Regions from separate parts of the Mus musculus genome. Here region 2 is linked to region 1. The links are chromatin loops, found by intact Hi-C in ENCODE. Cell type or tissue: heart. All regions are shown on one strand. Each heading gives the region's core, and the rest is flanking DNA. Links, peaks and the distances in the headings are about the cores only.

Evidence for each region. A loop is a pair of places that touch in the nucleus more often than their neighbours do. Peaks named below come from ENCODE experiments on the same cell type or tissue, not always from the same donor. Only the 100,000 strongest peaks of a DNase experiment are listed, where the experiment ranks them.
Region 2: a loop joins it to region 1, with 2.1 times the contacts of the local background. A loop is called at or near these places in 3 of 42 quality-filtered maps.

What each region holds. Positions count from the first base shown.
Region 1 is chr3:151,909,405-151,920,837 of GRCm38, reverse strand. Gm31596 (a long non-coding RNA gene) reads left to right here and starts at 8,721. Exons shown (of 3, transcript XR_376252.1): 1 at 8,721-8,898. In heart, for the core only: no CTCF peak of the experiment used is centred there; DNase peaks (open chromatin) are centred at 6,727 and 8,397.
Region 2 is chr3:151,832,715-151,840,714 of GRCm38, reverse strand. It overlaps Ptgfr (prostaglandin F receptor), which reads left to right and starts at 3,187. Exons shown (of 3, transcript NM_008966.3): 1 at 3,187-3,413; 2 at 4,774-5,643. The coding sequence starts at 4,846. In heart, for the core only: a CTCF peak has its summit at 3,756; DNase peaks (open chromatin) are centred at 3,314 and 3,794; H3K4me3 peaks cover 1,321 bases; H3K27ac peaks cover 682 bases; H3K27me3 peaks cover 1,121 bases.

The DNA of each region.
Region 1 (11,433 bases), core at 1,867-9,866:
TCCAATTTGTATCCCTTTGACCTCCTTATGTTGTTTGTCTAATTGCTCTAGCTAGAACTTCAAGTACTAAATTGCATAGGTAGGGAGAGAATGGGCAGCCTTGTCGTCTAGTCCCTGATTTTAGTAGGATTGCTTCAAGTTTCTCTTCATTTAGTTTGATGTTGGCTACTGGTTTTCTGTATATTGCCTTTACTATGTTTAGGTATGGGCCTTGAATTCCTGATATTTCCAAGACTTTTATCATGAATGGTGTTGAATTTTGTCAAATGCTTTCTCTGCATCCAAGGAAATGATCATGTTTTTTTTTTTCTTTAGAGATTGTTTATATAGTGGATTATGTCAATGGATTTCTGTATATTGAACCATCCCTGCATCCCTAGGATGAAGCCTACTTGATCATAATGGATGATTGTTTTGATGTGTTCTTGGATTCTGTTTGTGAGAATTTTATTGAGTATTTTTGCATCGATATTCATAAGGGAAATTGGTCTGAAGTTCTCTTTCTTTGTTGCGTCTTTGTGTGGTTTAAGTATGAGCATAATTGTGGCTTCATAAAACAAATTGGGTAGTGTCCCTTCTGTTTCTGTTTTGTGCAATATTTTAAGAGTATTGGAATTATGCCTTCTTTGAAGGTGTGATAGAACTCTACACTAAACCCATCTAGTCCTGGGTGGATTTTTGGTTGAAAGACTTAATGACTGCTTCTATTTCTTTAGGGGTTATGGGAATGTTTAGATGGTTTATCTGATCCTGACTTAACTTTGGTATCTGATATCTGTTTAGAAAATTGTCCATTTCATCCAGATTTTTCAGTTTTGTTGAATATAGGCTTTTGTAGTAGGATCTGATAATTTTTTGGATTTCCTCAGTTTCTGATGTTGTGGTTTTGTTGAGAATTGATTTTATTCAATATTAGAATAGCTACTTCAGCTTGTTTCTTTGAACCATTCGCTTGGAAATTTTTTCCAGCCTTTTACTCTGAGGTAATGTCTGTCCTCGTCACTGAGGTGCATTTCCTGTATGCAGTAAAATTCTGGTCCTGTTTACATATCCAGTCTGTTAGTCTATGCCTTTTTATTGGGGATTTGAGTCCTTAATGTTAAGAGATATTAAGGAATAGTGATTGTTGCTTCCTGTTATTTTTGTTGTTAGAGGTGGAATTATGTTTGTGTGGCTGTCTTCTTTTGGATTTGTTGAAACTTTACTTTCTTGCTTTTCCTTGGTAAGTTTCCCCCCTTGTGTTGATGTTTTCCATCTATTATCCTTTGTATGGTTAGACTTATGGAAAAATACTGTATAAATTTGGTTTTGTTATGGAATATCTTGATTTCTCCATCTACAGTAATTTAGTTTCTTTTTTGGGGGTGGGGGCAATATAGTAGCCTGGGCTGACATTTGTGTTCTTTTAGTTTCTGTATGGCATCTGGCCAGGATCTTCTAACTTTCATAGTCTCTGTTGAGAAGTCTGGTGTAATTCTTATAGGTATGCCTTTATATGTTACTTGACCTTTTTCCCTTACTGCTTTTAATATTCTTTGTTTGTTTTGTGCATTTGGTGTTTTGATTATTATTTGATGGGAGGAATTTCTTTTCTGGTCCAGTCTATTTGGAGTTCTGTATGCTCCTTGTATGTTTATGGGCACCACCTTCTTTCAGTTAGGGAAGTTTTCTTCTATAATTTTGTTGAAGATATTTACTGGCCCTTTAAGGTGGGAACCTTTGCTCTCTTCTATACCTATTATCCTTAGGTTTGACTTTCCATTGTGTCCTGGTTTTCCTGGATGTTTGGGTTTAGGATCTTTTTGCATTTTGCATTTTCTTTGACTGTTGTGTCAATGTTTTCTATGGCATCTTCTACACCTGAGATTTTTTTTCTTCTGTCTCTTATATTCTGTTGGTGATGCTTGCATCTATGACTCCTGATCTTTTCCAGGTTTTCTATCTCCAGTCCTGTCTCCCTTTGTGATTTTTTTTTATTGCTTCTATGTCCATTTTTAGATTCTGGATGTTTATGTTCAATTCCTTCACCTCTTTGGTTGTGTTTTCCTGTGATTCTTTAAGGCATTTTTGTGTTTTCTTTTTAAGTGCTTCTCCTTGTTTACCTTTGTCCTCTTGTATTTCTTTAAGTGAGTTATTTATGTCCTTCTTAAAGTCCTCTATCATTATCATGAGATGTGATTTTAAGTCTGAATCTTGCTTTTCTGGTATGTTGGGTATCTAGGATTTGATTTGGTAGGAGAACTGGGTTCTGATAATGCCAATTAGCCTCGGTTCCTGTTGCTTAAGTTCTTTGCTTCCCTCTCACCATCTGGTTATCTCTGGTGTCAGTTGGTCTTCCTGTCTCTGACTAGAGCTTGTCTCTCCTGTGGGCCTGTGAGCCTGTGCTCTTTGGTGTCTCATGGGAGAACAGCACTCTTTAGGTGGGATTTGTGTATGGAGGGTTGTGGGACAGCCTTAGCTCAGGGGTGGAGATGGAGACCAGAAGGCTAAACATATGGGCTTAACTCCAAATAAAAGAGGCAGACTGGCTGATGAGATTAAATGGGATCTAACTATTCAATGTCTTAAAGAAATATATCCCATTGGTAAAGATAAATAGCAACTCAAAATGAAGGTTGGGAAGAGAGTCACTAAGCACTTGAAAAATTTAGAACAGGGAGGATTACTAAACGCATATCTGGCAAAATGGGCTTCAAGCAAACATTTATTCAGAGGTCTAAAGAAGGTCATTATGTGTTAATGAAAGGACAGATTCATCAGGAAGATAGAATAATTAAAAAATAATACACTGGGTACTGACATGCTCAGTTTCATAAAATAAGTACAACTGGACAAATATATGTATAGCTACAAAACTAAAATAAAAAATTAATTAATCAGTATTAAAAATCAATACTTTACTCAACATACCAAGGCAGAAAGCCAAGGCAGAATAATTAACAACAACAAAAAAGTTTGAGAATTTAAGTGTTCCATAGATGAAATGAATGTCACCAGAATATAGAGAATATGCCATCCGATAGCTTCTGGATATACTCTTTTCTCAGTAGCCTATTGAACTGTAACAGATGTTTTGTGGTATAACCATGAAGCAAGTCTTCACAAATAAAATTAATTAAAATTTCCTGTGTTTATCAGATCATAATTAGATAAAGTTATTTATCAGTAGCAAGAGAAAATATAGAAACTGTAACATAAAAGCAACAGTAATTACAAATCATTGGTCATTAATCCCTCTCAACATCAATGGTCTCAATTCTCCAATAAAAAGACACAGGCTAATACAGTGGATTCATAAATAGGACCCATCATTCTGCTTCATATACACCCCAGCAACAAAGTTAGTCATTTCTTCTGAGTAAAGGGCTGGAAAAAGGTTTTCCAAGCAAACAGACCCAGGAAACAAGCTGAGGTAGTCATTCTAATATCTGATAATGCAGACTTTCAACCAAAGGTAATAAAAAGAGATGGAGAAGGACATTTTTTATATTCATCAAAGGAAAATCCACCAGAGGATGCCTCTATTCTGACCATCTTATGACACAAATGCAGGGGCACCCACATTCATAAAAGAAACATTACTAATGCTTAAATCACATATTGAACCCCATACACTAATATTAGGAGACTCTAACACCACACTCTCACTAATGGACAGGTCATTGAAACTAAACAGAGAAAAGATGAAATTAACAGACATTATGAATCAAATGGATTTAACAGATATCTAAAGAACATTATTCACAAACACAAAAGAATATACCTTATTCTCAGCATCTCATAGAACCTTCTCCAAAACTGACCATATAGCCAGTCACAAACCAACTCTCAATGTATACAAGAAGTTTGAAATAATCCCTTGCATTTTATCAGATCACGATGGATTAAAGCTGAACTTCAACAACAGAAACAACAGGAAGCCCTCAAACTCATGGAAACTGAACAACTCTCTCCTCAGTGGTCACTGTGCCATGGAAGAAATTAAAAAAAAGAAATTAAAGACTTTCTAGAATTCAATGTAAACAAAGGCACAGCATAACCAAACTTCTGTGATACAATGAAAGCAGTGCTAAGAGGAAAGTTTATAGCATTAAGTGCCTCCACAAATAAATTACAGAGTTCTCATACTAGCAATTTAAAAGTACATCTGAAAGCTCTAGAAAAGAAGAAGAAGAAAACACACCCAAGAGGAGGAGAATGCAGGAAATAATCAAACTCAAGGCTGAAATCAATCAATTACAAAGAGAACAATTACAAAGAATCAATGAAACCAAGAGCTGGTTCCTTGAGAAAATTAACAAGATAGATAAACCCTTAGCCAAATTAACTAAAAGGCAAAGAGACAATATTCAAATTAACAAAATCAGAAATGAAAATGTGGCATAACAACAGACACTGAGGAGATCCAAAGAATCATTAGGTCTTATTTCAAAAGGTTGTTCTTCACAAAATTTGAAAATCTAAATGAAATCCACTTAACAAAGTAAAATCAAGATCTGGTGAACAATCTATAACTTCTAAGAAAATAGAAACAGTCATTAAAATCTGCCCTCCACAACTCTTCCCCCACCAAAAAAAAAAGCCCAGGAACCGCTGGTTTTAGCACAGAATTTTACCAGACTTTCAAAGAAGAGCTAAAACCAATACTCCTCAAACTATCCCATGAAATAGAAGGAACATTGCCAAATTCGTTCCATGAGTATAGTCACCCTGATATCTAAACCACACAAAGACCCAACAAAGAAAGAGAACTTCAGACCAATTTCCCTTATGAATATCGATGCAAAAATACTCAATAAAGTTCTCGCTAACCAAACCCAAGAACACATCAAAAGCATCATCCACGATGACCAAGTAGGCTTCATCCCAGGGATGCAGAGGTGATTCAATATCCACAAAAACCCCATCAACATAACCCAACATACAAACAAACTGAAAGAAAAAAACCACATGATCATCTCATTAGATGCTGAGAATGCCTTTGACAAAATCCTACACTTCTTCATATTTAAAAGTCCTGGAGAGGTCAGGGATACAAGGCGCATACTACACATAAGACAGGCAACATACAGCAAGCCAATAACCAACATCAAATTAAATGGAGAGAAATGTAAAACATCTCCACGAAAATCAAGGACAAGATAAAGTTATCCACTCTTTCCATATTCTATCCATTATAGTACTTAAATTTCTAGCTAGAGCAATAAGACAACTAAAGGAGGTCAGGGCATATAAATTGGAAAAGAAGAAGTCAAGCTATTGCTATTTACAGAAAGATATAATAGTATGCATAAGTGATAAAGTGTTTTAAGTTGATAATTTCCCTTCCCGTATGTCCTTTAAGAATCAACCTTGTTATCCAAAAACAACTTACCACAGATGTAACTTACATAAGCCACAGAGAAACAGACAGGAAAAGAGAAAAGAAGTGAGGACCATTCAGCTAATGATGTAAGCTAAGTAAATGGAGCAATGAACACAGTCTCATAAGTAGGAGGGAAATAACAGTGGATTTCCACATAAGCCAAAGAGGAAAGCCAGCAATAAAGAACAAGGGACAAAGGAACGACTTGTTCACTGATGACTTCTGAGAAACTGACCTAAGAGGGATTTTTCCCAGCCTTTCTCTCTATCCCGACATCCTTACAACCAACCACATAGCAGCATGGGATGCTCGTTATCGTACAATTCCAACAAGCTGAAGCCGTGGTCCCCACGGAAGGCAGGATCTACCAATGGACTGTAGAGCAATGCTAGAGCCATTTCTAGGCCTGTTCTTCATAGACTGCTTTTCCTTTTCTTGTCTCTTAGAGCTTCTCCTCTTAGAGCCAGCCACCACGGAAAGTCTAGGTACGCCCACCCGTGGTGTGCCCAAGCATCCTGATGGAGAGGTCTAAGAGCCTCCAGATTCCCTGAGAATTCCCTGATTGGCTGAACTACCTGACCAATGGTAACCTCCAGTTGTCAGTGGTGGAAAAAGAAGAAGAGGACCTCGGCATTGCTTGAGGTCCCAGACGGCATGCTATGGAACAGAGAACAGCCAGCCCCATCAGGTCCTGCCTAAATTGCAGATTTTCCAAGGAAAATGAACAGTATTGTTTTATGTCCCTAAGTTTTAGTGTGGTTTATTACATAACAGTAAATAACTGGTATGCCTTGCTAGCAGAATGAGCACATTTCACACTAGGGAAGCATTTCTGTGAGTGGGTGGGGCTAAAGGAATGATACTTCAGTCTCTAGACAAAGTGAAGATTCTCAATCACCCTCTGACTGCCTGTCTTTCTCTGATCTTTAAGATCTTATTCTACCATCTTATATTTTAATGTCGTGAAAGAAAAGCAAGGAGGGAAGCAAAGCAGCTTCCAGCCAGACACTCTGCTCGTGGTCACGTGATCTGCTGACTGGCATAGCTCTGCGAGGCCTCAAAGCATTAGGAAGAATGACTAAGTAAGCCCCCGAAGAGAAACTCACATGGAATGGAAAATCTGTCCTCAAGGCACATCTGTGTTTGCCATCTGTGCTGAGACCTACAGAGAAATCCTATGGACAATGGGGCCAATCAGAGCGTGTTTACACTCAGCCTTGCTTCCCTACTAGTTACAGCGTGAAATCGTGAGCCAACCAGAATCAAGTTTGTCCAATTCATTCATGCTACCACCTTTTTAGCTTGTGTTTGTACAAACGCTTGCTTCTCTGCCTCCACCCTGCACCCCGCCCCCTACTCCTCACCGGAACTTCCTCTATTGTGGCACTTCCCACGTAGCAAGTACTTGGCTGCCTCCCATACTAGACACTCACATCCGGGAAGTCTTTGTGTATCTAGTTAACAGAGCTTTGGCATCCTGTAAGAGCTTAATTATTGGAGTTTGTGGGGAACGACAATAGGAATTGAGTAACATTTATGCTTAGACACAGCTTCAAATTGCCCCCAGATGACCAAGAGGCTCCTAGAAAAGAAAAGAAAAAAATTGAAAAGTGATTTTTTTCCTCCAGAACTTTCCATTAACTCTTCTAAACACAAACATGAATCTAATCTTCCTAAGTCCATATGTCTGGAGTTACTTAGGTACTTAGTTTTATGATTGGGACAAAACACTACATTTGTTCTTGATAATATTTAAATTTTAAAAGTCGAATCTGAGCTGGGCAGTGGTGGCCTTTAATCCCAGCACTTGAGAGGCAGAGGCAGGCAGATTTCTGAGTTCGAGGCCAGCCTGATCTACAAAGTGAGTTCCAGGACAGCCAGGGCTATATGGAGAAACCCTGTTTCGAAAAACCAAAAACCAAAAACCAAACAAAAACAAAAACAACAACAACAACAACAACAAAAAAGAAAGAAAAAAAAGTCAAATCTGTTTCATTGCAACCTGGGACAGCAGATAAACATTAGAGAAGGAATCCAACCTCACTTTTAATAGATAGTAATTTAAAGTTTGGAAAAATTAAAACTTTAGACCATTCTTTGATTGAAGAAAATTTTATTTCTAAAATGATGGTTTTTAAAGTAGATAACTGAAATTTCAGAGATAATTTATCCCAAAGAAAAGTAAATGACAACATTCTAGAATATTATGATTCTTTCAGTAAGCTAGTAGAAATTTAATACATTTTTCTTTGGTCTCATGATTGCTTCCAATTTTATATACAATAGTAACAGCAAAGATACAAACTTTCTTTTTGCTTTTTTTTTTAAACTTGAATTTTAGTGTTTTTACTGATCTAGGGACTTTTATGTGATAGGTAGGTCCTCTACAAATTAGTTACATCGCCATTCCCCTGCCTCCCCCCCCCCAAACTTCGTTTTATTATATGTGTTTAACAAACAGTTCCACCGAATTGCCCAGCTCACATGAGTTTGCAACGTAGCCCAGGTGGGGTTGTGAGTACATGCCACCATAGCTGGCAAGTTTAATGTCTCAGAAAATTGTGGTCATGCCTGTTTATGTTTTTTTGTTGTTTACATGTAATATTTCCTGGATTTCTCTTCGTTTCCTGGTATATTTTACCTGTACTTCATTTAATCAGTTGTTGATGTTTTACAGCGTTTTTTACTTTATGTGTTTCATTTTCTAACACTTGTTTTTTCCCCCCTCAGATCTAATTAATTTTTGTCAGATTTCTTATCCACATTGCTACTTCCTCATCTAGATCCTGAACTGACTGACACAAGCCATTCATTTGATCGTTTATACTGTCTTTGAAATCATCCGTCACTTATAACATCAGATGTTTGACCAAGTGCTGGCTACACTTAGGGTGTGAGCCTGAGCAAGTTCTCCTTAGGGTGCGAGCCTGAGCAGGCTCTCCTTAGGGTGCGAGCCTGAGCAGGCTCTCCTTAGGGTGCGAGCCTGAGCAGGCTCTCCTTAGGGTGCGAGCCTGAGCAAGTTCTCCTTCCTTCTAGGGACGTCCCAGTTCGCTTTGGCAAAGCTAATGGGTGCCTTCCGAGCGCACTGGAGCCTGAAGCAAGGAAAGCTGGTGGAACACTGAGATCTGCTCCAGAAGCCGAGTTTCTGTGTTTTCATCCTCCTCAGAACTCTGCACACCCTGCAAGAGGGGATCGCAGCCATCTAGTGGTCCCCTAGATCTGGGCATCGGAGTTTTCAGTCAAACCACGTGGCACAGAGCCAGCTACAGAGGCTGAATAGCACCTTGGCCGTGGCTCAAGTTGTCCATTTCTGAAGTTATAATATGCTGATGGACTTAATTCCTTGTCACGGAGAGTGGGGACACAAAACACTTTTACTTCCACAGCCTGGCCCTCCTGCCACCTGAACTTACCAGCATGTCCACCTTCAGGTTTATTCTTTTCTACAACTGCCTTGTATGGCTGTTTCTCACCCAGAGACTATGGTTAGGTGTCTCCTGGCTCCCTGGCTTGTTTTCAGAGCTCCAGAGCAGGTAAGTCTGGAACAAGCTCTTTTCTGTATGAAATCTGGCTGCACCACACTTGAAGATATGGGTTTGCCAGAGTGCATTTCTTCCCTAGTTTGGTCTATCACAAAGGACAGATGACAGACTATAGACCCCTTATTTTTTTTTTTATTGGTTATTTTATGTATTTACATTTCAAATGTTATCCCCATTCCTGGTTTCCACTTTGCAAACCCCTTATCCCATTTCCCCTTCTGCTTGCTTCTATGAGGGTGCTCCCCCACCCAACCACCCACTCCTGCCTCACCGCCCTAGCCTTAACATCCCTCTACACTGGAGCATCGAGCCTCCACGGGACCAAGGGGCTTCTCTCCCACTGATTCCAGACAAGGCCATCCTCTGCTACATATGCAGCTGGAGCCATGGGCGCCCCCATGTGTACTCTTTGGTTGGTAGTTTAGTCCTTGAGAACTCTGGGGGGTTTGGTTGGTTGATATTGTTTTTCCTATGGGGTTGCAATACCCTTCAGCTCCTTCAGCCCTTCCCCTAACTCCTCCATTGGGGTCCCTGTGCTCAGTCTGATGGCTGTCTGTGAGCATCAGCATCTGTACTGGTCAGGCTCTGGCAGGGCCTCTCAGGGGACAGCCATATCAGGCCCCTGTCAGCAAGCACTTGGCATACACAATAGTGACTGGGTTTGGTGGTTGTTTATGGGATGAATCCCCAGGTGGGGCAGTCTTTGGATGGCCTTTCCTTCAATCTCTGCTCCACTCTTTCCCTGCATTTCCTTTAGATAGGAGCAACTTTGGGTTAATATTTTTGAGATGGATAGGTGGCCCCATCCATCTCACTAGGGCTTGTGAAAACTTTGGTTTATCTTGTGGCTAGGATTGTGAGTCTTCTCCCACCAAGGCCACCTGGGTTACACAGGCTGTGGCTTTGGCGTCCTTCCTAGGACCAGGACTGAAGCTCTGGGTTGCTTATGTCACTGTTTTATCACGTAAATTGCAGTTTCTCTGCATCTTTTGGCTTTCTTATCATCTTTTTAATTTTTGTTGCTCATTCTTTCTTTATCTCCTTAGGATACAGCCTGTCCTTTGTTACCCAGACTCTTACTATTCACAAAGTTATATATTTTTCTCTTATTTTACAAAGTTATATAGAGTGCTTCGAGTTCCCATCTTACCCCAAGGCTTGTTCTGTGATTGTTAGTCTTAAAATTCAGCTGCTTGGGCACTGTTGTTGACTACATTTATTTTTAAGATTTTCTGAAACCAGGAAAAAGTGTGTCACACACAGTAGATGTTCTAGAAATATTTGTCAAGTGTACAAGCAGTACACCCATAATGAAGAGACTCTGTTGTGGTTATTAGCATCTTTTCCCAATTCCATTTGTTTTCCTAGTGGACTTTGATATGGTGAAATCCCCATGTCCCGCCCTGTGTGAGTGCACTCGAGGGACAGTGCTCTGTCCACACATGCATCCATGCACTGGAATGTGCAGCAGAGTCTGCTCCAGAGGCAGACAAATGAGACCTGTGGTGTTTTTGCAGCTCTTTCTATGAATGGTTTGAGAGTGTAGGATTCTAAACTGCTTTTTAAACTCTTGTTATTTAATTTGTGGCTCTTTCTGAGATCTTATGAGCTCTGCACGATATAATGAGAAGCAGGTCAAAGAGCCCAACTGGGCCTTGTCTTTTTTTCTTCCTCCCCTCTTTCTTTCTTTTTAAGAAAGGTCTCCTGTTTTCTCCATGAGGTTTTACTGGGGATTTCCCTGATGGTTTTACCCTCTTTCCTCGGGTCCCCCTGTTGCAGTTACTCACTGGGAGTATGGGTTTTCACTGATGCAATTTTGTTTAGAGTGTAACTTCTTGGTGGCAGGGAATTTTGTTTGCCTGTTTTACTTCTATATTGTGCTGATCAGTGCTGAGCGTGGCACACCACTTGGCACATAGAAGGAACTTGAAGGATAATTTAAGGCTACTTGGTTGGTAGAGTGCTTGTCTAGTACACACAAGGCTGTGGGTTTGATCCAAGCCCAGATAAACTACAAGTGGACGTGAAAAAAAAAAAGTCCTCTGTAGCTGTTCCTTCCAAATCCTAAAGTCTATTACCACTAAGGATAATTGGGACACAGTTGCCACAGAATTTGCTCAGTGGCCCCACATACCAGATGCCCAAAGTATGAGTGATGTCTCTAGAATCCCACAAGAGTCTAAACTTTCATAATCTCAAGTGTGAGTAAAGACATGGCAAGATCAGAACTCAGTGCCAGCAAATACAGAGATAGCAAAAACCCCATTTCCACACTTTTGGTCTGATTGGCCTCTTTGGGTGTGTGGTTCTGGCCTGGCCTGGCAAAATATCTCCTGGTTTCTCTTTACGCACAGCTAAATGCCTCAGCAGTGTGGTCTGGCTCCTGCTGAACTGTAGTTAGAACTGTGCATGAAACTCTGTAAGCTAGAGGCTGCACAATCAGATCTGATAAGAGCAGTTATTGATGAGTTTCACTTTTCTACACTAGGTCCACAGTACTGTGGGATCTGCAATTCCGGCTCTGAT
Region 2 (8,000 bases), core at 1-8,000, 78 kb after region 1:
ACTCACCACTGAGTCTGATGGTCTGAGTGTGATCCCGAGAGCCACGTGATAGAAGGAGAGAACCTACTCCCGCAAATTGTCCTTTGACTTTCTCGTGCACTCTATGACATGTTTACACTTGTGGACCACACTCCCTCCACATGCACAGAAAACGAACACAGAAGTGTAGTTTAAAAATAAATATATTTTTTTAAAAGAAAGAAGGCTATTTGCATTACCTGCCCTATGCCCACTTTGTGGCAGGCTTCTTCCACTCACTCAGGAATGGAGCCTGGGTTGCTTTCATTCTCATACAGAAGGGACATGGGGCAGATAGCCGAGTGAGCAGAACTTTTGGCTCTGTTGCAGAACAGCTCTAGGTATGGAGAGAAAAGCAATGCGCACGCAACCAATGTCAAATCGAAGTGCTCACTTCATAAAGTCAGAACAGCAGCCATTTCTTTTTCAAAGAGCTACAGAAATCGCATCATTTTTTCCAACCTACTTTGCATCTATTCCTGGGATCACTTCTTTAGAACCCAGTTCCTCATCAAGACCCAGTCCACCCAAATGTTCTTAGAAGTCCCCAACACCAACTGTACCTTCTGCTTCCAACCCCTTCTGCTTCTCTCAGAGGAGGAGCCCACTGGAGGCCCTGTTTAACCTCTCACCTACCCTTCCTCCTCCACAGCTAAGACTTGGATCCTAGCTGCTCACTCCAGAGACCTGGATTGCTGTTGTTCACACTGCCCTCTATGTGATACTCAGTCACACAGCTCTAGGAAGCGAAAACATCTTTTATTAGGTAGCAAGTCTCTTAGTAAGTTGTATTACATTTTTATAATTTACTCCTCACAAATGCATTACGTATATTACTTTTTATGTATCAAATGTTTACATAATAAACATGAATTTAAGTCTAAAGTTGTAATTTCCATAATAACCAAATTGGGGCACGTTCCTCTATTAATCTCAGTGGCAAATTCCAATAAACCTTTGCAGGCAATTTAATTAAAATGCCAAACCTCAATTTTCAACATTCCTCCTTGATTTTTATGGAGTATTTTTTTCTTTCAATTTCAATGTCATGGAGTGTGCACATTTTTTGTCTAAACTGCTCCATGTCTAATCCCGAGTAGTGATGGCTAAGTCCACCCATACAGTGCATTCCTCTCTTGTCTCCTTCAGTGGAGGCAAAGCTAGCATCAACTTTGTCTCCATTCAACATAAAGAGAATGCTGGTTTGGGAACCCCATCACATGCCTACTGCAGAAGCACGCTCATCTCTTGGCAGGGACCACACAATACAGCAATTCATGGTTGCTCACAGAGCATTTATATCTGTCTCCTAGAAGGCAGAGGGCTAATTCTCACTGAATCTGGTGAATGGATGTGTCTACAAGTGGCTCTATAGGCGTATCAACTTCACACATGCAGCAATAAAACCAAAATGAGATATATTTTAAAAAGGCTGGTCAGCCTCTCATCTTCAGCTCTTCTGTTTTTGCCTGACGGCTTTTCTTTCTGTGGATTAACCCGTTTTGTAGCACTGTCTTTGGGGACTAGGAACTGGGAGTCAGATTAGGGTGGCACATAGGCCTGGGAGCAACATTAAAAGTTGTTCATTGTTCACTTTTTGAGAGCACCTTGCCCTGCTAATATTAATATGTCTAGTTTGTCTGAACTATGTGTTGGTTAAGGAATGGGGTTCTAAAGAGGGAATTCCAATAACAGATGCAGAATAGATTGAAGAAATGATGCAATTCCGGTAGTGCTTTGGAAAAGAAATCACAATTGCCTTGGTTTTATTGAGTGCTACAATTTGACATTGAATGAGCAGGCTGGTTCCTTCCCACCCAGTTCCACAGCACTGGTGTGAGATGCCCCTGTCTCCAAGCTGCAGAGATTCCCAAATCGAAATCTGGCTCTAGAATTCACTACTTCAAAGATTTGGTGAGAACAGGGGAATGACAGAGAAGACCCCCCCCCCCCCCATAGAGGGCCATTTCCACGAGAGAAACACAAGGAAAACCATCAACACACTGAGCTGCAACCAAGGACTGTTAATCATTAAAGGAAAGAGTGGCACTCCGTGTCACATTTTCAGTGTGGCTTGTGACAGGGTTGTTCTTTGGATACTGGCCATCCCGGGACACAGCATTTTCCAACTAATCAAAACATTGACCTCTCTGACCATACCCAAGTCACAGTTTAAACACGCTATGATAATATCAATTAAAACTGCTCTGTCTCCACCACAGGGGGAGAGTGTGCAGCCGGACTTTTCTACAGTTAATGGCTAATTTATTTTATCTTGCCTTTGCACTTTATGAGCCCTTTCGATCTTCAGGAATTTGGAAGCACCTTCTGGCTCTGGAATGGAGAAGCAGATTCCAGAACTCTTTACACAGCTAGTGACAACCTTTTGCTAGGGCCAGAAGGGAAATCGAGGTAATAGGGGCACACAAGTGCTGCGCTGGAAATGACATATTCAGAGGTGTGGATGTTATTAGCTAAAAAACAATCATAGTGAAAAGAACTCACATTGTACAAGTTCACACAGCACTATACGTTTAACAAGCTCAAATAACAGTTCTTAATGAAAAATGAGCGCGCCTTTACTTGAACACAAAGTACATTTTACAAAATCTATAAGGTGTATATCCTTTGTTGTGGATGTCACTAGAAATTCTCTCAAGGACTTCGAAGCTCCCAAAAGGTCTCGAATCCCAGGCCAGCAGGTGCTTAAGAACGCAGCTCTCACTTCCCTTTATACTCTTACCCGGCTTGCACTCCAGTGACAGTGGAGCCTAAGGCTGTTCCTCTTACAGCAGTTGCCCAGAACTTCTAATTCACTCCCTGTGGATATCTGCTAGAAGTTCTCTTTCAAACTGGCAGACCTTTACCCAGATTTCCGCGTCCCTTTTTGGTTGGACCTGGAATTAATTCATTCCCCATAAGCTGTACCCGACAATCCCACACACCAGGCTCTAAACATGCCTTGGTTTTCCTTGTTTCTGTCTTGAAGCTTCGGAAATGACCTCTTTCATTTGGAAACGAGTTTAAAGCAAAACTTTCCGTAGTTGCCTGGTGGCTAAAAGCGTTGTCTTCTGCTGCTCGGTGGCCAAAGCATCAGAGGACCGTGCAGCAGCCTCACCCTGTGCGGGCAGAGAAAGTGGGCGGAGAGGAGAGAGACGAGGAAGGGGCGGAGGTCACCCAGCCCTCCACCCTGCAGAGGCTGGGAGCATCTCTAGGTGCTCTGGAGTTCAGGACACAATAGGTCCTGCGGGTGATCCAGTGCTCAGAAGTGTCCTAGGGAGGAAAGAGAGGTGGAACCCGAGGTTGCGGCTGCGCAGGGCTGGTTGCGCCATGGAACACCGGGCTCAGCGCTCTTCTGCTCCGGACACAACCACTCAGTGGCTCAGGATGCCGAGGTAAAAACCCCGTGGCTGCATTCCCACGGCCGGATTCCCACGGTCCCTGGATTCTCCAGCTGAACCCAGGGTTGATAAACTCCGGTGGCAACAGCTGCAGGGGTCCCGCTGGAGAGCACTATAGGCTGAGACTGGCAGGGATTTTGGACCCAATTCGTGGTGTGCTATGAGGAAAGAAGGGCTTGGGGGCTTCACTGTAAGGATGGGGCTCAGTAGCAAGGATTTCCACCACCCTCAGGAGAGAAGCACGCACACAGGGCTACCCCTTTCTTTCCCTGAGATTCCCTGCTGGCTGCACTACATGGTCCTTACCCCGGCTGCCGCAGACCTTTGGCGCCCCCCAGGGTGGGAGGGAAAAGAACTCTCCGGAGTTTGAGAAATTGCAAAAAGTTTCAGCAAGTTGGTTAGGTTTAGAGGCAATGTTGCAAGCTGAGGCCCCTTGGGGTGTGGGCTTTGCAACTGTCGAAAGTAGAAATGTGAGTAAGACACCGAGGGGGCAGCCAGCCTCTTTCCTTCAGGCACCTAAAGCCTCTGGGCTGTCAAATCCCCAGCCTCCGGGAAAGCTGCTCTGGGAAAACAATCTAATTATCCAGTGGTGTGGTCCTGAAGCTAGCACGGACTTAGGACTCAACACATTAGGGGCAAAAAACCCAAACAGCAAACAGTACAGCATTTCTCACTGGAGGCTACAGTAACCTGACAGCACCCTTCCTCATCTTGGTGCAGGGATTTCTGCCCCGTGAAAGAAGGCTAGATCAGAAATCACAGCCTCAACACTCTTCCATGAGTCAAAGTGTGACTGAGTGTGAGGTGTGTGTGTGTGTGTGTGTGTGTGTGTGTGTGAGAGAGAGAGAGAGAGAGAGAGAGAGAGAGAGAGAGAGAGAGATTGATTCTGTTTGTTGCCCTTTCATGACCTTGGCTTTATGACCAGCAGGTGGATCAAGTACTTGGGGAGGGGTCAATGTCCCACAGAGAAAAGAACAGGATTTTAAAGGATTAGTTATTTCAATAGATTGCTATGCGTTAAAAACTCCATTGGTTTGAAATCTAACCTTCTTAGTGCTTTAGTAAGACTTCAAATGATTCAAGATGTCAAGGATACATCAGGATGGCTTTTTTTTTTTTTAGATTTCTCTCTCTCTTTCTAGGGAAGTGAACTGATGGTGTCAGTTTGGGCGGTATCTTTATCTTGAAAGAGAGACAACCAGAACAGATGCATGCTGGCGGCAGGGTCCTGCAACCTGACTTATGATAGGCTGGGCAAATCCACCCCATCCCAGGGTGCTGAGGCACTTGGTTCTAAATGTCAGATGACTGACTGGTAATTAGGTCTTTATAATTCCTGTCCTGTATGCTACAGATGTCTGCACTCCGAGACTGCACAGTTGTGACAGAGAGATGACTTGAGGGGACAGCTTTTACCTCCACAACAATGTCTATGAACAGTTCCAAGCAGCCAGTGTCTCCTGCAGCTGGACTCATCGCAAACACAACCTGCCAGACGGAGAACCGGCTTTCAGTATTTTTTTCTATCATCTTCATGACAGTGGGGATCTTATCGAACAGCCTGGCCATCGCCATTCTCATGAAGGCCTACCAGAGATTTAGACAGAAGTCAAAGGCTTCCTTCCTGCTTTTGGCTAGTGGCCTGGTGATCACAGACTTCTTTGGCCACCTTATCAACGGAGGCATAGCTGTCTTTGTATATGCTTCTGATAAAGACTGGATCCGCTTTGATCAGTCAAACATCCTGTGCAGTATTTTTGGAATCTCCATGGTCTTTTCTGGCTTGTGCCCACTTTTTCTAGGCAGTGCGATGGCCATCGAGAGGTGTATAGGAGTCACCAATCCTATATTTCACTCTACGAAGATCACATCTAAACACGTGAAAATGATCCTGAGTGGTGTGTGCATGTTTGCTGTGTTCGTGGCTGTGCTGCCCATCCTTGGACACCGAGATTATCAAATCCAAGCGTCCAGAACCTGGTGTTTCTACAACACAGAGCACATCGAAGACTGGGAAGACAGATTTTATCTCCTGTTCTTTTCTTTCCTCGGACTCTTAGCTCTTGGTGTTTCCTTCTCGTGCAATGCCGTCACGGGAGTCACACTCTTAAGAGTGAAGTTCAGAAGCCAGCAGCATAGGCAAGGCAGATCTCACCACCTGGAGATGATCATTCAGCTCCTGGCCATAATGTGCGTCTCCTGCGTCTGCTGGAGTCCCTTTCTGGTAAGATCCTACAGGGTGGGTGCTTTCTGCTCTCCTGGGTTTATCTATTGATGTGTGCAGTTTGTTTCCATTATAAGGGTTTCTGGTCTAGAATGTCAACCCTTTAAATGCTAAAACTGACTTCAGTGCTCAGCTCTGGCTTAGAGTTTAGTTGTGTTTGATCCACCGGTTTGTTTTTCTATAGGTCCCAGTGAAAAGAAATGTATTTCTGAACAGGTGTAGCCATACTCTTTCCTGCTTCCATGTGGCATAGTGTCAAGTAACACAAGTAGTTTTGACATACTGGGTGTTATCTTCGAAAATGTTAGAATGAGTGGCTGTGTTAGCCCATTGAGTCAGGTAGACTCAATACCATAGAAAGCGATACAGATTTTCATCTGCAGACAGAGGAGAACAGTTGTGGGGTTGTTCTTAATGTAAAGACGAAGTCACAGCTTGCCAACTCTGGGGATGAGCTGAGCTAACAGAGAGCTTAGCCAGCCCTGGGTAAGGAAGACAAGAAGATATCATTTGTTCACTGAGGCCAGGGCATTGCGGACACGTGGGGAGAAGTCTGACTGGCAGGGAGCTCAGACATCAGACATTCGTGAGTGTACAACTTTCATTCCTTTAAACGCTCTGTAGTCAGCAGGCACCTGTGGCAGCCTGGCATTTAATCTGGAACCAAGGGAATTCAGTAGCAGAAGTAAAGCATTCATATTCTCTTCCAGATAGAAGGAAAAACTGTAAGGGAAGCCATGGCCCCAGCTGATCACCAAATTCACTTTATGATGAGAGTAATGATAATATGCAGTTAAAGAGAAGAACCACACTTCTGCAGGAGGAAGGGGGAGCGACAAGTGGGTTCATTCCTTTGCTGCAGTGGTAGGGAAGTGGGCTGGCAGCCAGAGATGAGCATCTAGGTTGGACCAAGGTCAAAATGAGGCAGGAGGAGAAGCAGGTTGGAAGCAGAGGCAATGCAGTCACTGAGGAGGTCGGCTGCAGGCCTGTGAGTAATGTCCTCTCCTGTATCCCTAGCATGGCCCCTGGCTGTCCTAGCCTGCGCAGCTTTCCTACACAGCACAGGTGACCTCCGTGTGATAAAAGGTTGTGAGCTCAGGAGCCGAGGGAAAAGACGCCTTTGTTTTATAAAAGGGCTTCTTTTATCAGTACTTGTTTGTTTTTGTTTTATAGCTTTATAGTTTTAATTTAGTTTCTTATATTTTGCTATATCATTAAAAAAAATCTACTCATGCTTTCCTTAGGCTGTCCAGGTAAAAGGACCCAGGTAAGAGGGCTGAGGCCATTCGTGACAATTGGGCTTTGGGAAGACGCGTGCTGTCGGTTTATGGGAGCTGTGGTGGATGAAAGGTGAAGTCAGATTTGTTCTTAGTAGTATAATGTTTTAGTTGAAGGACAGAAAAATGCTCATTTTGAGTGGTTTAACTTAAATTTATGATACCTGGCACGAGAAATTTCTTAAATTTTTAAACTAGTGTGAATTTTCAAAATACAAAACGAGGGATTGTTTCATTAATACCTCAGCAGCTGTGGAGGTAAAGTGAAAAGAGCGGGGTGAGAAGGTTAAGGAAACATTGAGCATGAAGGGTGAAGGTCATAGCTCGGAAGGACCTGGCGACAAGTGTGTTAGAGGGAGGAGCGTGATTCAGACAGCAACGGTGGTCACTGAGGTGTGTGTGGCTCTGCTCTTAATCATCTTGAGCAATCCCCTTAGCTCTGGCTTTTGATTTTGAAAACTGGAGGAAGATTAGCTCCTGTAAGACCACAGAGAAAGTAGAATCCCAGATTCTTGCCATGAATATGTGAAATTTACATTTTCTCTCCCTTTTTTGCTGAAATTTTGGTTTCTCTTATTGATTGCATAAATAATATGATGTAATTTATATTTCAAATAATTTTAATGGCATTCATTTTTGAGATATTTTCTCCTCTTCCTCTTTTTCACCCCTCCTTCTGAGTGACATACAAAGTAGCAGATTTTCCTGGGGCATTTTCTTGACTTTCTCTTTAGGAATTATTGGTATAGTAATGTGTCACTTATGTTATACTTCTGAAATGCCTTTCAGTGTGTAAATTCCTCCTTATCTGTGCTAAGTACACAGGTGCCTCTCAATTAGCTGATATTATAAGTTGTTTCAACATTCTAAGAGTTCCGTTGGTGTATGATGATGTCAAGTATCTGCCAACCATCCCACTCTAATCATGGTGTACTTCATTTTACAGAGGAGGAAAACAGAATTTGCTTTTCTCAGGAATTGAGATTTAGGAGTCAAGAATAACTATGGCATTTGTTTAAAATGTAACTTACTAGTAGCATTTAGGCTTGCCATATCTGTGTTTCATAGTTGTGAATATGA